3 separate regions of the Homo sapiens genome follow, and all the other regions are linked to region 1. The links are chromatin loops, found by intact Hi-C in ENCODE. Cell type or tissue: right lobe of liver. All regions are shown on one strand. Region 1 overlaps ALOX12 (arachidonate 12-lipoxygenase, 12S type). Region 2 has its middle 82 kb from the start of TEKT1. Region 3 has its middle 12 kb from the start of TEKT1.

What was found. A loop is a pair of places that touch in the nucleus more often than their neighbours do. Peaks named below come from ENCODE experiments on the same cell type or tissue, not always from the same donor. Only the 100,000 strongest peaks of a DNase experiment are listed, where the experiment ranks them.
Region 2: a loop joins it to region 1, with 4 times the contacts of the local background. A loop is called at or near these places in 104 of 110 quality-filtered maps.
Region 3: a loop joins it to region 1, with 6 times the contacts of the local background. A loop is called at or near these places in 46 of 110 quality-filtered maps.

The regions. Positions count from the first base shown.
Region 1 is chr17:7,002,865-7,006,864 of GRCh38, reverse strand. ALOX12 (arachidonate 12-lipoxygenase, 12S type) reads right to left here. Exons shown (of 14, transcript NM_000697.3): 9 at 1,522-1,608; 10 at 838-1,007; 11 at 258-379. The region is part of intron 2 of ALOX12-AS1 (ALOX12 antisense RNA 1); the gene reads left to right. Among named protein-coding and RNA genes, the nearest start is that of ALOX12-AS1, 7.5 kb to the left of the region's middle. In right lobe of liver, a CTCF peak has its summit at 1,875 (motif pointing right); no DNase peak of the experiment used is centred here; H3K27ac peaks cover 239 bases.
Region 2 is chr17:6,911,889-6,915,888 of GRCh38, reverse strand. No RefSeq gene overlaps it. Among named protein-coding and RNA genes, the nearest start is that of TEKT1, 82 kb to the right of the region's middle. RefSeq lists an enhancer at 1,025-1,594. In right lobe of liver, a CTCF peak has its summit at 1,863 (motif pointing left); a DNase peak (open chromatin) is centred at 1,868; H3K4me3 peaks cover 666 bases.
Region 3 is chr17:6,841,634-6,845,633 of GRCh38, reverse strand. No RefSeq gene overlaps it. Among named protein-coding and RNA genes, the nearest start is that of TEKT1, 12 kb to the right of the region's middle. In right lobe of liver, a CTCF peak has its summit at 2,207 (motif pointing left); no DNase peak of the experiment used is centred here.

The sequences.
Region 1 (4,000 bases):
CAGTTCAGGGGCATCTGTGACTGGGGTGTAGTGGGACTAGGGGTTGATGGCCAGGGTCTCTGAGGAGGACAGTCCTTGGGTCTCTAGAATTGTCCTGAGTCGGAGGAGGTGGGAATGGGATACACATGCTTTCCCGTGTGGAGGGAGGAAGGGAGGCGTGATGAGAGGCTGGGGTCCTGTCCCCAGAAGGGCAGGGCTGGGAAGGCGCCCTGGCAGAGTCTCCCAGGAGCTTCTTCTGTCTCTAGAATGGATCTTACCTCGGTCCTGGGCCTGGCACAGCCCCACCTCCGTGATCTCCCGACACCAGGCCTGCAGCTCAGGGTCCCCCTTCACTATGTCATCCCTTTGGTAGAAGAGGTGGACGATCCCCTCCACATACCTGCCCAGGGGGAAAAGGCACTTGAGGGCAGAAAGCCCCCGCCTCTGACCTCTATTCCTCTTTCTGTGGCATCTGCCCAATGCTTCCACAGTATCTGGGAAGACACCTCGCCTTTGGGACATCCTCAGCCCTCTAAACACACTAGCATCTCATGGAAGATGTGGGTCCTTAGTTCTAGGAATTCGCATGGTTGCTGTCATACATCGTCAGAAAATCCTGATTTTTCCAGACACCTCCCCCAGTCTCCCCCCACAGCTCCCCTCACCTCCTCTCTCTGCCTCATCCCAGTCTCCTCATTTTCAGAGCCACCCACTGTGTCCTCACTTTTCCTCATCTCTCCCCAGGATTGAGTTCTCTGCTTCTCCTTTCTGGACCTTCTTGCTTTTGCCCCATGCTGGCCTCAGGCCAGAGCCCCCCCCCCCCCCGGCCCCACCATTTCTCAGCTCCTCCTTACTCACCTGGCAATGATCTCCCAGAGCCGTAAAGCATCATGGGCATAGAGAGCACCTGGGAGTCCCAGCAGGCCCCGGTCAGCCAGGTCGTCAGGAGGACAGAGGGAGCAGTAGGTCAGCTGAGCTGCCGCCCGACGGAGCAACTGTACATGGCCCCCTCCACCTGTGCTCACTGCCTGGGACAGGAGATCACAGGTCTTAGAGGGGGAAACAGGGCTGGAGAACCAACACATCTTCCATAAAGTGGGGCAAATGTGGGATTTTCAGATATTAAGACATGGGTATACAGCACTTTGGGAGGCTGAGGTGGGTGGATCATGAGGTCAGGAGTTCGAGACCAGTCTGGCCAACACAGTGAAACCCCATCTCTACTAAAAATATAAAAATTAGCTGGGCATGGTGGCGGGCGCCTGTAATCCCAGCTACTCGGGAGGCTGAGGCAGGAGAATCGCTTGAACCCAGGAGGCGGAGATGGCAGTGAGCCGAGATGGCGCCACTGCACTCCAACCTGGGCGACAGAGCTAGACTCTGTCTCAAAAAAAAAAAAAAAAAAAAAAAAGACATGGGTATAAAAGGGACAGGTTCATAGGTTAAGAGTGAGGACATTCACACATAGTTGATCTTGGATCCTGAAAGTGGCAGATCATGGAGAGATGGATGAGGCAGTCCCATGCCCCGTACCCTCCTCACCTTATCAAAAATTCCTCCATCTGAGATGAGTTGGGTCCGGGCCCGGGTGTTGATTTCCATGGTGTAGCGGATATGGGGGATCAGGAACTGGAGAGGAGGAGATTGGAGGGCGTGACTGGTGGAGGCCATGCTTGGGTCCTTCCTGGTAGGGCCTGGCACCCAGCATGGCGCCTTCTCCTCTTGATGCTTTCCTTTACAGGCTGATCTCCTGCTGTTCTGATCACTCACTCTTGTGCTCTCCAACTTCCCTGTGAGTTGGGCCCTGGAGCCAGACTGACCAGGATTTTAACCTACACTTTACTCCTCATTTGAGACTTGGCCAAGTTAATAACCTTTTAATCTGCAATCTCTTCATTTGTCAACAGGGGGCAGCAATAGACTCTCTTATCTCAGGGGCTGTGGTGATGCTCACCTAAGTGATGTTGGAGAGTGTCTATTACACATAAGAGTCCTGGAATAGTAGCTGTCTGCTTCATTGTTTCTACCTTGAGTATAGGTGCCTTATGAATCAGCCCTTTCTGATTTTCTTTGCTACCTCCTCTGTCATTCACATCCTCTTAAACTAGCCTCTCTGCTTATGATCAAAGCTGCATCTCCATCTTTTAGTTGTTTCACAGTTGGGGGTTTCTTTAGGGGATGGATGGGGAGAATACTTTCTGTCAGAACTAGAAGAGCTATATTCAGCTACCTGTTTAAGCAAATCTTTCTCCACCCCTACTTAAGCACTGTTGGGCCCCTCTTCTCCTGCTTTTCCTTAGCTATTGAAAAAAGGCCATGGTCTTTTTTTAATATTAAAATATTTTCCTTAGCTATTAAAATTTAATATTAAATTTAAATTAATTTAATATTAAATATTTAATTTTAAATTAAAATTTTAATTTAATATTAAAATAAAAATATTAAAATTTAATTTAATATTGAAGCAATTAAAATTAAAATTAAATTAATTAATATTAAATTAAATTAAATTAAATTAATATTAAAATTAAAAATATTAAAATTTAATTTAATATTAAATTAATATTAAAATTAAAAATATTAAAATTTAATTTAATATTAAATTAATTAAATTAAGTTAAATTAATATTAAATTAAATTAAGTTAAATTAATATTAAATTAAATTAATTTAATATTAAAATTAAAAATTTAAATGTTTATTTAAAATTAAATTTAAATTTTAAATTTAAATTTATTTAAATTTTAATTATTTATTTAAAATTAAAATTAAAATTTTAATTTAATATTAAATTAAAATTTTAATTTTAATAAATTAAAATTTATTAAATTAAAAATATTAAAATATTTTCCTTAGCTATTAAAAAAGGCATGGTCCTTACATGCGTTTCTTTTTATCTTAGACTGTTTGTCTTCCTTTCCACATAGTTAACATGCAGGTTTCAAGCAGTTTTGGTGCTTGTCTGAATTGTTGATGCTGGACACTGGCAATGACCCCAATGACACCTTTGGTGTTAAGATACCAAAGCAGCTCACATTAACCTGAAGCTTTTCAGAAGATTCATGAAAGATGCCAAATGTCACGGAAAGGCCAAAGTCCACATGAGGAGAAAGGATGCCTAAGGATAAACAGTCCTTAATAATAATAATTGCAAGAACTAGCTGGGTGTGGCGGCATGTGCCTGCAATCCAGGTTACTTGGGAGACTGAGGCAGGAGGATCGCTTGAGCCCAGGAATTTGAGACTAGCTTGGGCCACATAGTGAAACCCTGTCTCTACAAAAAATAAAAAAAATTAGCCAGGCATGGTGGTGCACACCTGTAGTCCCAGCTACTCTGAAGGCTGAGGTTAGAGGATCGCTTCAGCCCAGGAGTTTGAAGCTGCAGTGAGTTATGATTACGCCACTGGACTCCAGCCTGGGTGACAGAGTGAGAACTTGTCTCTGAAAAAAAAAAATTTGCAAGAACTAATGTTTTTTGTAGCATTTAGCTTGTGTCACACCATTAAGTCATTTTAACCTTTAATAACCTCACGATGGAACATGTGAGGACATCTGGAAATTATTGAGGCCGGGGTTCAGGACTAAGACCCCAGCAATCCAAAGTCAGAGCCTGCATAGGCCACTGTTAAGACATGTGCAGGCTTGACCCTTGTGTGCATCTGCCAGCAACTCAGCTGTCCGCTGGGGCATGGCATTACTGTGGTGAGTGGAGACACGGAGAGGACTGAACTAGGAAACGGAATTGTAAGTGTGAATAGAGGCTTCACTTGTTCGTGTGGAGCAGAGGATGGGGAAGCAGGAGACAGCATGAGATGAATGAAATCCAAGATTCCATTCATCAGACTGGTCTCCATCTTGTCTATGTTACCGAAGGGGAAAATTCCAGAGGCGGCACAGCTATACTGGCCAGGCTTGGGGGGTCTTGGTGGAGGCCCCCAGCTGAAACACAATTTGGTTGTTTTTACCCAGGACATACTTGCATATCTTGCCAATACATCAAACTCCATGTACCTAAAACCAAA
Region 2 (4,000 bases), 91 kb after region 1:
TTCCCCCAGTATTTTATTTACTGGTTTGATGGTTCAGGTTTCAGGCCAGTAGAAGAGGTGTCCCTGAGTAGGAATCGGTTGTGGGTAAAGCAAGTGGGTAAATGAAGACCCAGGCTTGACAGAGGTGGCTGGAGGAGCCCTCGGTGAGTCACAGTGAGGTCTTATCAGGGAGAAGGGTTGGAGCCACCTTAGCTCCCCTGCAAGGTCAGCAGGGACGTTTTCCACTTCTTAGATATGCTCCTGTCCCAGCGCTCTGGCTATTCAGATCAGACAGGCACCTCTTTTCATCTGTAGGTGTTGGTGTTCCAAATAGAGAGGAATTGTGACTGTTTCTTGTGCAAGCCTGATCCTGGAGGGTGCTCCTCTTGTGGGGATGCAGTCGCCTTGATGTGTTCCAGAATGGCCGTCTATAGTTGCATCCATGTCGAGCTCCTGTGGGAGAAGTCCCAACTGTGCATATGGTGGTGAACAAGGGGGGAAAGACTGCCTCTTCTCCAAGATCCTTCCCATGCACCAAAGCTGTCTGACTGTTGCGATAGAGCTGAAGGCTTTCCCCGCTGAGCCTAGCACTTCAGCTGCGCCTCTGCTCAAGGAAGCTTTCCACCAGCGGAAGGATCTGATGCTCAAGGCCTGCCATCCCGATTCTTTGGTCCCACAGGGTCTTCCCTTGATGGGGCGCACTCCCCCTTTCCCTATGAGTGGGAGTCCCTGTGAGCCACGCTACTGTGAATGTTGTTGCTCCTCTGGGTCTAGCTGCCCAGTGACGTTGCCACCCTCCAGGCTGGTGTTGGGAAATGCCAGTTGTGAATGCCAGTTTCCCAGAAGTGGGTAGCAACACCAGCTCTACTGGGGGTAGCAGGGGAGTGACGTAGACTCTGAAATTCCTTGGTTATTGGTAGCCATAGTATGTTGGCTTTCTTGAATGCTAGTTATAGTAGTAATGAGCTGGTCATGTGGACTCAGGACCTCCTGGTTAGCCGGAGTGATGCAGGCAGTGGTAATAGCTGAGATCATAGAGCCTCCTTCTTCCTGGGTGCAATGTTATTCTACCAGGAGATGCTGTAATGGACTGTGCTGGTTGGCCTCCAGCCAGGAGGTGGTGCTTGCAAATGAACACCGGCTGCGGTAGGTGGGTGTGTGGGGGGGGGGGGGGGGGAGGGGCGTGGTGGTGGGGGCGTGGAGGGAGGAATACTCTGGTTTCACAGGCAATAGTCAGGGCCACAGAGCTCTCAAGAGATTCTGTCCTTTGTGTTAAGCTACCAGGGCAAGTGGCGGGGCAAAGCGAGATGGGGGCTGCGTCGGTCAGGTTTGTGCTCTGATTCTCCGTGTGCAGGGCAAGCAGCAGCTCCTGTGAATGTTGGGGGATGGAGTGGGTCTCAGGCCACTGGGTTGATGTTCTTCTGCCCCCGCTGCGCAGAAGAGTTTGTGCAGAGTGGGGAGTAGCAGGCAGCGGTGAGCCCCCAATTCCCATGCACTCAGTGAGGCAGATCTACTACCACAGCTTCCACTGGCAGCGGCGAGCTGAATTCCAGCCAGTCTGTAATCGGAACTTGCCACAGTTATAAGCTTTCCCCACGGGAGATCGCAATTGTGGTTTTCACGCCACACCCTTCCCTGTCCTGCAAAGCCGGCACCCGAGGTTCCTGCACCCGCGGCTTCCGCACTCACGGCCCCCTGCACTCGCAGCCCACTTTTCACTCTCCCACGCCTGGCCCTGGCCAAGGGAGTTGGTCCCCACCCAAGGTTATGTATATATATCATGAAACCCCTCGGGAGCTTCGTTCAACCTGCGACCGCCGTCTAAACTTTTTGCCTGTCCTCCACGGGGGTCCCCTGTGAGGAACAGTAAGGAACGGCTGCCCTCCTGTGTTGGGATTTGGGAGTGCACGCAAGTGTCTTCTGCCACTGCTCCTATTTTTATATTCCGCCACCCTCCCCGAGTTGGTCCCTTTGCTGGGTGGGGTTAGGGCCTTCCTCCGTGTCCTGTACTTTCAGGGTCCCTGGTGGGGGTGTGTATCCCAGAGGCAAAAACTCTTCCCCTCTCACACTCTGGGACTCACAGTCCTTCACCTGACTCACAGTGTAGACTGCAGCCTCCTGCGTCCTTCAAAGCGTCCCTGGGTTTTCCTGTTCAATGACTGCATCGCCTCTTGAAAAAAGTTCACAAAGTGAATGTCTCTACACTATTTTGTCCTTCCACGTGGGAGAGGCGTGCCAGCAATGCCTCTCATCCGCCATCTTGACAGAAACAGTTAAAAAACCTTATTGCATTTTTCAGTTCTGAAATGTTCATTTGGTTCTCCTTTATATTTTTCTATTTAGTTCCTGAGGTCTTCTACCTTTTCAACAGTGTTTGCCCCGACTTGGAGTATTTTATAACTTCTCTTCATAGTCATCTATGTCTCTTCCCATGTGAACTGAGATTTTCCTGTCTTCTTATGATGAGCAATTTTGGATTGTATCCTAATATTTTGAATGGTATGTTATGAGACAATCTTGTTTATGTCCTGTGGAGAATGCTGGTATTTTTCTGAAGCATTGACCTGGTTGAGTTCAGCCCACGAGTTCGAATGAGTCTTCCGCGGTGGTTTCAATTCTAGTTCTGTTTTCCAGGCCTTTGCAATGCTATTTGGATCTAGCCCATGCATGTGCCACCCAGTTAGGAACCTGGATGGGACCCTATCTCTGAATTCAGCTCTCAGTCTTTAGTAGTTTGGTCCGTGATCTAATCTCTGTTTGTGCAGTTTAGGAATGAGCCCCTGAGCTTATAAACAATATTTTGGGGTTTCCTTCCTGAGCTCCTCTCTCCCTGTGATCTCCTCTGTGCTTTTCAGTTTCCTGGCATTTTCCTTTTTGGTCCTTCAGCCAGAAATTTAGGGCCTAATTTAGCCTACCTTGCTGTACACTTCTTGCATCTGTGCCCTCATTCGGGGTCAAGTGATAAGAGGAAAGAGAGAGGAAAAAAAATCCACGGAGGTGTTCCCCGCGCTCTTGGGACCACACTTCTTCTGATTGGAGAGGAAGATTCCCCTTCTTCAGACTGCACGTGCTTATCGGCCCCCGCTGCTGTTGTCATTTCCAGGAGACCCCTTTATCACTCCCTTATCCCAGAACTGAGGGCTTTCCCTAAAGCTTGATCTGTCCATGCTGACTTGCACCTCTAGGTTTTAGGCTGCCTTGAAGTCAGTCTAGGAGTTCTGCAGGGAAAATCTAGTAAGCTGATTACTAGTTTTCCTTCTGCTTTCACTCCAACCCCCGTGATACTGCTGCTTCACGCATTCTGCCCAGGTCTTCATTGTTACATTCAGTGGCAGAGAGGAACCAGCATATCTGCCTTTAAAAAAATACTACAAATTATAAAGCATGCTTGTTTCAACCTGACACTGTTGCTTTTGGTTTCTTTACATATTACCACGTTCTTGGCATCTCAGATAACTTTTATAGTATTATTTTTCCTTTTCTTTCTGAGCACATTACCAAAAGTTTTTGTGAGGCAGGTCTTTCTTTAGAAGTAAATTTTCTCATTAAAAAATGATTGAAACCATTTTTTTTAGAGTTCTGCTGAGTTCACATTTCTTGGTTGACCAATAATTTTTTTCAATACACCGAAGACCTGATTCTGTTATTTTCTGGCTTCCGTTGTTGTTGGGAGTTTTGTTGTTGTGCTAATTCTGGTTCCTTTGTAGGTGATCTTTCCTTCCTTTTTGCCTGTATTCCAGATTATCTTTTGATCTGCGGTGTTCTGAAGTTTCACTCTGATGTGTCTAGTTATAGATTTATGTTCATTTTTTCTGCTTGGGATGTACCAGTCTGTGGGGTTTGATGTGAAGCCTGCAGAACTGTGTACCAGTTAACTCTCTTTTCTTCATAAATTATCCAGCCTCAAGTATTTCTCTATAGCAATGCAAAAATGGCCTAATCCACCTTCTTTGTGTCTTTTTACAGTTTTTGACTTGAAGTTTATTTTATCTAAGTGTAACTTCTCTTACTCCTTTTTGGT
Region 3 (4,000 bases), 160 kb after region 1:
ACCCCAGAACTTAAAGTACATAAAAAAAGAATCTAACTCTTGATTAATGGATATAACACCTTATTTTATTTTTCTGAAGAAATTGCTTATCAAATTTTTATTTTCACATTTTTTTCTACGTCTTCCATCATTTCTGCTTTCTCCAAGTTCCTTTTTCCTATTTGTTTGGATTTCTTTCTTCCAAGTTGGAGGCTGTCTTTAAACATTTGGAGATCCTGGGCTGCCTGTTTCTGTCTAAGTGTGACTCACTAAAAAGATGAATGAGAACTCTGAGGGAGTAGGTGAGGCTTGTCCACAGAAGGACTTACAACAAGGTCGCTGGACAGCAAACTGGCTTTTAAACTGGGGCGGGACTCCAAGATGTCAGAATGTGGGGGTCTTTTCTCAGGAGCCATTCAGTTATCCAGAGAGAATGTGTCAAACCTCCTGCTGGCAGTGAGGGTGGGGAGGCGTGCAATGGGTGGGTGGAGACAGCTGGGGTGCGCCTGCTGTAGGAGGAGGAAGGGGGTCCATCCTCCCCCTATACAGGCCACTTAGCCCCCCTGTTTTTAGTCCCATGCCTTATGCCCACCTTCTGTAGATTTGGATCTCCCCGTCCTCAGCACCTAGAGTTCTATAAGACCACCTCGCTTCTGCTTATTAGTTTCCTCATCTGCAGGGAGCCAGGTAGTGATCCCCAGCTCTGCCAAGTCAGCTCCTGCTCCTCTCCCTCTTCCAGATATTTGTGGGACTCTCTCATCCATGTTCATCTCTTCCCTCATTTTATCACCTTATGAGTTTATATATTCTTGATTCCTTTATTGCCATTTCAGTGGAGTTTTGGAAGGGGGAAGTGAGCAATCTGCCATGCTTACTCAGAAGTGGGCTGCATTTTAAAAACAAAATCGGCTGCATTGCTCAAAGATGAGGGAGGGTTTAGGAAAACCAATTTGTGTACAAGACATGCTTTCTCATGCATATATGTACGCAGGCCTTACATGATGAAACTCCTGTGAGAGGGGCCAGCCTGTGAAATTCCCAGATGGTGAACATAAGCCCCACCTCATTGAATTGCTATGAGGACTAAATGAGCTAACACAAGTAAAATGCTTAGCACAGGGCCTGGCATTTGAGTTCTCAAGGGATAGCAGTCATGATTATTCGGATAGTTTTGGGATGAACTTGACTAAGGGCTCTGGGGATTTAGGTGAACTTCTCTTCGTCCTCTTCTGTGCCCTGAAGGAGGAAGCACCTTCTGCAGGCTTCTCCTGGGAACCCCACCAGCCTGTGGATCTCAGAGCTCTTTGGAGTTTGAGAAGAGAATGGGGAAATCCCTCTGCTCTTGACAACCCTGACACTGCATAATCGGCATAAATGGGGGATCCCAGCTCAGACAGGAATGTTCTCGTTTCTTGGCATGAACCTGTCTTTTTGCAAACACAGTCACTTTTTGTCTGGCCCATCAGCCCTCCTCCAAAGGTTTCTTCTACTCAGTCCCGCCATACACATCGTTTTCAACATTAAAGTCACCCTTTAATTCGTAACAAAGAGATATGGGTTCTAGTTCTGTCTTTGCTACTAATTGCCTAGAAATAGCTCAAACTTGGGATCTAGATTTGATGTGCCCGATTTGAATCCCAACTCTGCATGAGCCATGTCCCATGGGCAAGCATTCAGTCCTCTATGGGCCTTGGTTTCCTCGTCTATCAAATGAAGATAATAATAGTTCCTAACTCATAGAGCTACGATGGGGCTGAAAGAAATAATCCACGTAAAGCGCCCAGCCTGCTACTCAGAGTTCAGATAAAGCTAGCTGTAAGGATCACTATCTTTCCCAATTTAGACTCTCCCACAAACTTTGTCAGGCACAACTTGAGGTGAGGAATCAGAGGAAATGTGATTTCCTTGATTTTGTCTGTAGCTTTTACTAGACCACATAGCAACCGAGCAACATAGCAACTAATGAAAGCAATTCTGTATAGTTCCAAGTCCAGGAGCTTACTTTTTCAAAAGTATGTCATTCACACTTAAAAAACTCCCCAATCTTTTTGAGTAGCTTTCATGTCATGTAGAAAAACTCTTTACGGTAAAAATGGTGTTTGATTTTTGTTTCTGCTCAAAGCAGTTCTTATCACAAATTTAAAAACTGATCACAAACGTCCTTGGCTCTTCTGAGCCTACTGTTTTATAAACGAGTTACCATACTGCCCTCTTGTGGAACATATTGATTTCCTTGAGTTAAAATCCTTGCTTAGATTTAAAATAGGACTCCCGTTTATAATTTATCATTCATAGTATTAGGCTCATCGGAAAGTATGCTTTATCCACATATTTCACAAAGCTCTTTTAAAAATTAATTATTATTTCATTTTCAATTGTTTGAACTTGGATACTTTATGTTCACTGATTCTGTCTTCCTACAGCGATTCTAGCTGATGGGTATGTCAATTCTGTTCCTCGAGCTTCCTCTGGGTTCAGAGGGCTATTCATAAACTAGTCCACAGCAATTCAGGCATAGTGGGGAGAGCAGGCCACAGGCCACAGGCCAATTGTTCTGCAGGGGTTGCGGTTAGAACTCAAGGAAACTGCCTGAAAGCCTCCTTTGTGCCAGCCCCCATCCAGCCTCACCCCAGCTGGAGGTGCTGATGATCCTAAAGAGGATCAGAATATGCCACCCCCAAAATATGCTACCTTGGCAGAAGAATATTTTGAGCTATAGGCAAGGAAGAAACAACAAATGCAGTAAAAGTTCTCTGCCTTCCCTTATCTGCCTAAATGCAGGACCTAAATTTTGCTTTGAGGAAGATGCCCCTCTATACCCGGAAGAAAAAGAGTGACTCTTATCACTGGTGATGGGAGTTGCATTCAGAAGAATCTGCATAAACCAACCTTATGGAGATAACTTTAATCTTCTATTATTTTCTCCCATATATTCCTAAGCACTTTCTCACAATTTATAACCCCAGAAGCCCAAACATTCTTTCCTTTGTCCAGTCACTTATCCATAATTTATCACCCTTTGTGAAAGTAGTATATAATTTCTCACATCTAACCACGTATTTGAGTTTCTACTTCTCTTTGTGAAGCTCCTGTGCACATAAAAATATTAATATCAATTAAAATTGTATTATTTTTCCTTTGTTAATCTGTGTTTTATCAGCTTAATTTGCAGGTCCCCAGGAATAGAACATAAGAGAGTATGGGATAAAGGTTTCCTCCCCTCTAATCCCAGGTGTGGAGTTGGTCAGCGGAGGGGCAGGAGGAGGGTCAGCAGCCTTGATGCCCCTTTCCAGGAGAGCTTCTTGCAGTGGGTTCGGCTCTTGAAAGTCACCTGCTTCAGCAACCTCAGCTGCTGTGCTTGACAAATGGCAAAAGACAAGACACCAACCACATGAGATCCCAGTGCACATTACCTGCCTCATCTTGACTTTCAGGTGGCTTTATGTGCCTATGCAGTGTTGCAATGTTAATCCTCAAGGGTGAAATCCAAGCTGGTTTATCCGCAGAGCTACCAGGGCCAGTGGTGATGGTGAGCAACGAGGCACCAAATTTCTTCTCCTAAAATACAGAGGATCTGTTCAACACACTCGCAGTCACAGCACAAAAAGCTATTCTGTATTAGGTCAGCAAAGGAAACCAGTCCAAGTGCAAAGGCAATTTTAGATCTATGTCCTGTTTCCTGTGGAAACGCGAAACTAAAGGGAAGCTCACTGGTAGGACAGAGCGAGCACCCGTGAAGGTGCAGCCTTTTTTAAACTTAAGTTCTGATTCAGCGGCGGGTCCTGCGAATCCATCCTTTAACAAGCATCGCCTGCGGGAGGGGCTCTGATGCAGAGTGTAGGAGGGCTGCCTGTATTCCGAGAAACACTGGATGGTGTCTGCCACGATTCAATAGCAGACATTATTACAATTATCAGGAGACTTTGCCAAATAGTAAAATAAGAATAAATATATTTACATTTCCCAGGGTTTGGCCCAATCAGACTTTGCTTGGCTCACATAAATGCCAGCACATAGGTAT